2 separate regions of the Homo sapiens genome follow, and region 2 is linked to region 1. A link is a contact called in ENCODE Hi-C or POLR2A ChIA-PET data. All regions are on one chromosome and are shown on one strand. Each heading gives the region's core, a stretch centred on a gene start or an enhancer-like site at or near the end of the contact. The rest is flanking DNA. Distances are from core to core; before and after follow the strand shown. Region 1 has its middle 28 kb from the start of MIR1976. Region 2 overlaps ARID1A (AT-rich interaction domain 1A).

Region 1 (3,792 bases), core at 733-3,232:
ACTATAGGAATCTCCCACAGATGGTTTCCAATTTCTGTTCGAATACCACCAGTGATGGAGAATCCACCACATCACAAGGCAATCCCCCACACAGTTGGAAAGTTCCTCCACTTTGAACTGAGGGCTTCTGAGTAGCTTCCACTTCTTGTGGGGGGTTCCCACTAACTCCTGGGGACCCAAGGGAGAAATGATTCAACAGAAGCAGGAGAGAGATCTACATGAGCACCCCACCCCCAGTGGAGGTAGTTGCAGGTGGCAGGCAAAGGAGTGGTACTAAGGCTACTCCAAGGAGAGGGAAAGACCCAGAGAAGTGAGCAGGAGGCCCTCGTGGGCCATCATTTCCCAGGGCCTTTGCAGTGGTCCCCACCTTTTCCCTCCCGCCTCAGCTCCTGCCCCACTCATCTGTGAAGGCAGCAGTGGGTAATGGGAACAGGCAGAGCTAGACAGACCCGAGATCATATCCCAGCCCTAATGCTGACCTGCCATGTGACCTTGGGCAAGTTGCTTCACTATTCTGACATTTCAACTGTCAAACAGAGCGATAGTGAGCATTAAAGGAGAGAGTGTTGGCCGGGCATGGTGGCTCATACCTGTATTCCCAGTACTTTGGGAGGCTGAGACTGGCGGATCATTTGAGGCCAGGAGTTTGAGACCAGCCTGGCCAACATGGCGAAACCCCATCTATTCTAAAAATACAAAAAATGAATAAATAATTAGCCAGGCGTGGTGGCAAGTGCCTGTATTCCAGCTACTTGGGAGGCTGAGACACGAGAATCACTTGAACCTGAGATGCAGAGACGGCAGTGAGCCGAGATCGTGCCACTGCACTCTAGCCTGGGTGACAGAGTGAGACTCTGTCTCAAAATAAAATAATAAAATAATAGCCGGGCACAGTGGCTCGCGCCTGTAATCCCAGCACTTTGGGAGGCTGAGGCGGGTGGATCACCTGTGGTCAGGGGTTCGAAACCAGCCTGGCCAACATGGCGAAACCCCATCTCTACTAAAAATACAAAGTTAGCTGGGCATGGTGGCGCATGCCTGTAATCCCAGTTTCTTGGGAGGCTGAGGCGGGAGAATCGCTTGAACCTGGGAAGCAGAGGTTGCAGTGAGCCAAGATTGCACCACTGCACTCCAGTCTGGGCAACAAGAGTGAAACTGTCTCAGAAAAAATAAATAAATAAATAAATAATAAAGAGGAGAGAGCGTGTGAAGTGTGTACGGAGCTGCTCAGTTATAAGCAAACAACATGAGGACGTGGGAAGCAGGCTAGAGTAGTGTGGTTAAGTGCAGACCTGGGATTAAGCTGTCCTGGTTTTGTTAAACTTTTTTTCTTGAGGGACAAACAACCCTGGCTTACAATCCAACTTTGACCACTTGCTTGTGGATCTTGGGCAAGCCATTTAATCTCTCTACCTTGATTTACTCATATGATTCATTTATTTATTTTTTAGAGACAGAGTCTTACTCTGCCTTGTCACCCAGGCTGGAGTGCAGTGGTATGATCATGGCTCACTGTAACCTCGACCTCCCAGGTTCAAGCAATCCTCCCACTTCAGCCTCCTCAGTAGCTTAGACCACAGGCACGGACTAACATGCCTGGCTAATTTTTATTTTATATTTTATTATTTTATTTTTTTGTAGAGCTGGGTTCTCACCATGTTGCCTGGACTGGTCTTGAACTCCTGGGTTCAACTGATCCTCCTGCCTCAGCCTCCCAAAACCTTGCGATTACAGGTCTGAGCCAATACGCCTGGCCTTCTCACCGGTTTAAGTAGAAGGAATCATATCCAGAACCTGGACAGGTCAGCTCATTTAAGCATCCTTGCCCCATGAAAAGAGGGAGCCCTTTCATTATGACCTTTACTCTCTTTCCAGAACCTCTCTCTGAGTTATAACTCATGTTTATGACTCAGTCTGAGACTTCTTTTTATAATTTCCTCTGTTTCTCTTCCCTTCTTCTGCTCCCCACCACCCCCGCCCGCTGTGGGCTGAGTTGAGAAACCGAGGGGTGATGACACATGTTGGAGCTGGGCATGAGGCCTGCACTTAGGATGGGCCTGGGGTCACTCATCCGTTGCAGAATCTTCTTTCCAGACCTGGACTTGGGCAAAGTCATTCCTGCAGTCGTTAGGAAGCTTTTCAGCTACTGGGTCCTTTGTGGGCTTCTGTGAGTGGGGGTTGGAATCAGAAGACACAAATGAGGTCAAATCTCAACAGCAGCCATCACTAACTATATGATCTTGGGCAAGTCACTTGGCCTAAGTCTTATTTCCCTCATCTGCAGACCATCATCAGAGAGTCATGGAGGAGATAAAAAGAAACAATGAGGATAAAGGCTCTGGCAGGAATCCGATCCAGAACAAATGATGGCTGAATTGCAAGAATGCTTGATAGAACCTTCAGGCCTAAGTGAGATGCTCCAGAACCAAGGGATCTTAATTCAGGGCCCATGGCATCCCAGGCATGGGGATATATGTAAAATGACCTGTATATCTTCCTGGGAGGAGAGGGTACAGGGTTTGTCATCAGATTCTCAAAGGAATTCAAGATCTCCTAGATGTTAAGAAACATTTTATCCAGGGGAGCAGATAACACTTTTACTTTTCAAGCATGTAGAACAGCAGTCCTGCCACAGCACTGTGCGATAGTTCTTTCAGTAGACTTAACGTTCCAGGCTGGGCACGGTGGCTCACACCTGTAACCCCAACACTTTGGAAGGCCAAGGTGGGTGGATTGCTTGAGCCCAGGAGTTTGAGACCAGCCTGGGCAACATGGTGAAACCCCCTCTATACCAAAAATACAAAAATATTAGTCAGGCATGGTGGGGTGTGACTGTGGTCCTAGCTATTTGGAAAGCTGAGAAAAGCTGAGGTGGGAGGATCCCTGGAGCCAGGGAAGTTGACGCTGCAGTGAGCTGTGATTGTGCCACTGCACTTCAGCCTGGGTGACAGAGAGAGACTAGGCATTAAAAAAAAAAATTAAATTAAATTTAAAAAACACAAAAATTAAAAACTTATGTTCCAGACACGGAAGATACTAAAATGAGAGCAATTGGCTTCTTGACTTTCTGGAGCATTGAATTTCAGAGAGGTTAATCGATTTAGCCAAGGTCACACAGTGCTGAAGGAAGCCTGATGCTGGAATTGGACCCCCAAGTCTCTGACTGCAAAGTTGGCCACTTTGTGTCTTGATAAAGGAGCCTTCTCAGGGGTCAAGTTCCTTCTGTTGGCTGAGACCAACAAGATCAGCATTCTATAAGGCCTGGGAATGGTCATTGGTTGAGGTCACATTGAGGGCCTCTGCCAGGGAGATGAGTGTGAGCTACCAGCTCACCTCCTGGGGGTGCTGATGAGCTGCCTGTAGATTGACTGGGGTTGTTAATCACCCATGATTCAGGGAGAAGGGGTTATCTTGCTGACTGCAGGCTGACAGACCATGAGGGAGCTCCACGTGTGTATTTATATCAACAATACTGAGGTTTAATTTACATACAACAAAATGCATAGATTGGCCAGGCGTGGTGGCTTAAGCCTGTAATCCCAGCACTTTGGGAGGCCGAGGTGGGCAGATCACCTGAGGTCGGGAGTTCGAGACCAGCCTCAGAAACCCCATCTCTACTGAAAATACAAAATTAGCCAGGCGTGGTGGCGCATGCCTGTAATCCCAGCTACTTAGGAGGCTGAGGCAGGAGAATCGCTTGAACCTGGAAGTGGATGTTGTGGTGAGCCAAGATTATGCCATTGCACTCCAGCCTGGGCAACAAGAGCAAAACTCTGTCTGAAAAAATAATAA
Region 2 (3,835 bases), core at 741-3,240, 160 kb after region 1:
CTGGAAGGCAGGCACTGTGTTATTGACCTCTGTGCCCCCAGTACCTATCATGTGATGCCCAAGACCAGTGGTTCTCTACTGTGTCTGCATGTTAGAATTACCCAGGGGAGTGTATTATCTTTAAAAATTAATGCCCAGGCCCGAGCACGGTGCCTCACGCTTGTAATCCCGGCACTTTGGGAGGCTGAGGTGGGCGGATCACCTGAGGTCGAGAGTTTGAGACCAGCCTGACCAACATGAAGAAACACCATCTCTACTAAAAATACAAAATTAGCTGGGCATGGTGGCACACGCCTGTAATCCCAGCTACTAGGGAGGCTGAGGCAGGAGAATCGCTTGAACCTGGGAGGCAGAGGTTGCGGTGAGCCAAGATGGTGCCATTACACTCCAGCCTGGGCTACAAGAGCGAAACTCCGTCTCAAAAAAAAAAAAAGAAAAAATTAATGCCCAGAGTTCACAGAGTTCTGATTTGTTTCATGTGGGGTTTGGGCATTGGTGTGGTTAGCAGCTGTCCCAGGTGAATCCCGATTTGCAGGTAGAGATCTATTCCAGACTGTATGAGGTTCCTTTGCTATAGTAAACTCTTTTTTTTTTTTGAGATGGAGTCTCACTCTGTCACCCAGGCTGGAGTGCAGTGGCACAATCGCAGTTCACAACAACTTCCGCCTCCCGGGTTCAAACGATTCTCCTGCCTCAGCCTCCCAGGTAGCTGGAATTACAGACGCCCGCTACCACACCCGGCTAATTTTTGTATTTTTAATAGAGACGAGGTTTCACTATGTTGGCCAGACTGGTCTCGAACTCCTGACCTGGGTGATCCACCCGCCTCGGCCTCCCAAGGTGCTGGGATTACAGCCATGAGCCACGGTGCCCAGCCTATAGTAAATTCTTAGCACCCATACTTCTTGTTAGTACTTATCTCAAGTGTAATTTAAATTACTTATTTAATGCAAGTTCATTGAGGACTGACTTGCTGTCTTGCTTATTGCCATAGTGCCTGGCATCTGGTTGCTTATTGCCATAGTGCCTGGCATATAGTAGGCTCCAACTTACTGAATAGATGAACCTGAGCAGCATCCATTATAGTGCTCATTCAGGAAGTATACATCTGACAGGAGCAGCTTGACTGTATTACCAGAGTCTTGCTCTGTCACCCAGGCTGGAGTGCAGTGGCACGATCTTGGCTCACTGCAGCCTCCGCCTCCCGGGTTCCAGCGATTCTCCTACCTCAGCCTCTTGAGTAGCTGGGATTACAGGTGTGCGCCACCACTCCCGGCTAGTTTTTGTATTTTTAGTAGAGACAGGGTTTCACCACGTTGGCCAGGCTGGTTTCGAACTCCTGACCTCAAGTGATCCACCCACCTCAGCCTCCCAAAGTGCTGGGATTATAGGCGTCAGCCACTGCGCCCAGCTTCTGTAACTTTTCTTTTGTTTTTTTTTTTTTTTTTGAGACAGAGTCTCTGTTGCCCAGGCTGGAGGGCTGGAGTGCTGGAGTACAGTGGTGCCATCTGGGCTCACTGCAAGCTCCGCCTCCCGGGTTCAAGCAATTCTCTGCCTCAGCCTCCCTAGTAGCTGGGATTACGGGCACCCACCACCACGCCTGGCTAATTTTTTTGTATTTTTAGTAGAGATGGGGTTTCACCATCTTGGCCAGGCTGGTCTTGAACTCCTGACCTTGTGATCCACCCACCTTGGCCTCCCAAAGTGCTGGGATTACAGGCATGAGCCACTGCGCCCGGCCCAGCTTCTGTAACTTTTCTTACTGAGACACATTTGTAAATTTACATTTTGGTCTTGAAAGTGTACCTAGGATAGAGTAATGGAAAATGGATACAGGATTGAAAGCTGTGATCTGAAGAGGTTAGCTAGTGCTTCACAAACTTTAGCGTGTGTTAAGAATCACCTGAATTACTGCCTCTACCTGAGAAATTCTGATTCAGTAGGTGTGGGCTGGGACCTAAGAATTTGCATTTCTAACAAGCTCTGAAGTGGTACAGATGCTGCCAGTTCAGAAGACCACAATTGGAATGAGACTGAAGTAGGTAGTCACCTTTAAGGGAAGGAAAAAAAATTACTAGACTAGGAAGCCACAGCGGTAACTAGAATAATAGTGGTGATTTACACTGTAGTTTGACTCTTGATTATTTGGAAGGCACACTGTGGGTTAAGAATGGTAGAAAGAAAAGAGACTTGAAAGAAACTAGACTTCCTGTAGCTGTGGCCTCAGTGCAGTTTATTCCTGGGTAACGGAGCCCTTGCCCTGCCAGTACCACCCTGGGAGCTCCTCTGCTCTATGGTGCTCATCACTGGATCCCTTCCTTTAGTGGGGCCAAACTTAGTTGGTCACCAAATCTTAGTCTACCACAGAAATGGTTTTTGCTTTTGAATCTGGTTTCCCCTCTCTTTCTCCACTGCCTTTTGTTTTTTCGGGTCCCTGTTATCTCTCACCTGGTGTCTTGCCACAAACTTCTGACTGTTCTGTTTCTTTTCTTCCTCTTTTCCTTCCAAGTCTGTCCTCAGCATAATCACCAGAGTGATCATCTTAAAAAAAAAAAAAAAGAAAAAAAAAACCTGGCCAAGTTATGTTAATGCTTTAAAACCTGGCTACGTGTTGTCTGTAGATTTAAGTCCAAGTGTGACATACAAGTAAGTTTTTTTGGGATCTGGAGGATGAGGAGAGATGTAGGTAAGTTTCCTGTCCCTGGAGTAAAACCTGGCACACTTTTTGCTATGGGTGTTATGTAGAAGACAAACAGACATTTGACAAGGGTTGAACTTGTGTGACTTCTGAGGTCATTTGAACTCTTGGGTCCATGATTCCGAATATGATACGATGATTCCTAAAGGATCCTCCTGTGTTTCATTAGTAAAATAGACATAAAACAGAAGACCATGTGCCTGTATGTTATAATGAGTGCTGTCAGAGTTTGGTGAAGTCACTGATCCATTTATGTCTCAATAGTTGAAGGAAGAAGTCATGTTGAAGTTCAGTCAGTATGAGCTAGATGTGGATGTATTTAAGTGGTTAGTTACAAAGGGAAAGTCCAGCTTGAACAGAGGCCATGCAGGGATGGGGATGAGGTGCAGTATAGATACTTGGGGGCTGGTCAGCTTCCAGGGGTGGGAAGTAACAGGAAGGAAAGCTAGATCACAGGGATCCTGCTGAGCTTAAGCCATTTAGATCTGATCTTATGGGCTTGCAGATAGGTAACTGGGGCAATCATGTGATAAAACTAATGTTTTACAAAAATGATCCATTAGTTTGTAGTATGCTTTGAAAACGGGAGAGTCTTAAAGCAGTGGAATAAGTTAAACCGTAGAACTACTTCTGGCAAGAGGTATGGAGTTCTGGTCCTTCTGTCTCATTTGCATAGCCACCTGCTCCCACATGTGGAACATGCAGGAAAGAATACAGGACTGAGAATAAGTGGGTTCTGTGTGGTGGAATATTTAAAGATTTTGATTGACTGGTGGGCAGGGGGAGTCTCATTTTTGAGGAAAAGTTAAATTCCATATTTATTTTGTGGAATATAATATAGTAAGATTTCTGAAAACAAATGTCCAGTTTCTAGTTGGAGATAAGAAACTGAAACTTGGGTAAGACCTGAGTCTGGATACAAGTTTGCGAGTTACCTGTGTGGTAGTTAATAGTTAAACCATAGAATGAAACAGGCCTCCTAAACTGGAGTTTAGAGATAGAAGCCAGATGGAGCTCTGGACGATGCCGGAGGCCATCAGGTAGAAGCAGCCAACAGAGAGTTGGAGAGATCGGAGAAGGACCAGGATTGTGTAATATTTCTGGAAGCCAAGGGAGGAGGGACGAAGTCAAATTTAT

The links. A loop is a pair of places that touch in the nucleus more often than their neighbours do. ChIA-PET counts read pairs that join two places held with the same protein, here RNA polymerase II (POLR2A). Pooled maps may share reads with other maps.
Region 2: a pooled map shows a loop between it and region 1 (5-fold over the local background). The contact joins two enhancer-like sites. A Hi-C loop is called at or near these places in 1 of 168 maps with a recorded cell type or tissue (B cell) and 7 of 50 pooled maps. POLR2A ChIA-PET finds 5 or more read pairs at or near these places in 5 of 52 experiments (AG04450, K562, Panc1 and 2 more).

The regions. Positions count from the first base shown.
Region 1 is chr1:26,580,974-26,584,765 of GRCh38, forward strand. No RefSeq gene overlaps it. Among named protein-coding and RNA genes, the nearest start is that of MIR1976, 28 kb to the left of the region's middle. RefSeq lists an enhancer at 1,963-2,032. Within about 2 kb of position 1,983, at least 4 of the 41 ENCODE cell types and tissues checked have a DNase peak (open chromatin) inside an H3K27ac peak, as active enhancers do.
Region 2 is chr1:26,737,446-26,741,280 of GRCh38, forward strand. All of the region lies in intron 4 of ARID1A (AT-rich interaction domain 1A), which reads left to right. Among named protein-coding and RNA genes, the nearest start is that of ARID1A, 43 kb to the left of the region's middle. RefSeq lists a silencer at 2,241-2,290. Within about 2 kb of position 1,991, at least 3 of the 41 ENCODE cell types and tissues checked have a DNase peak (open chromatin) inside an H3K27ac peak, as active enhancers do.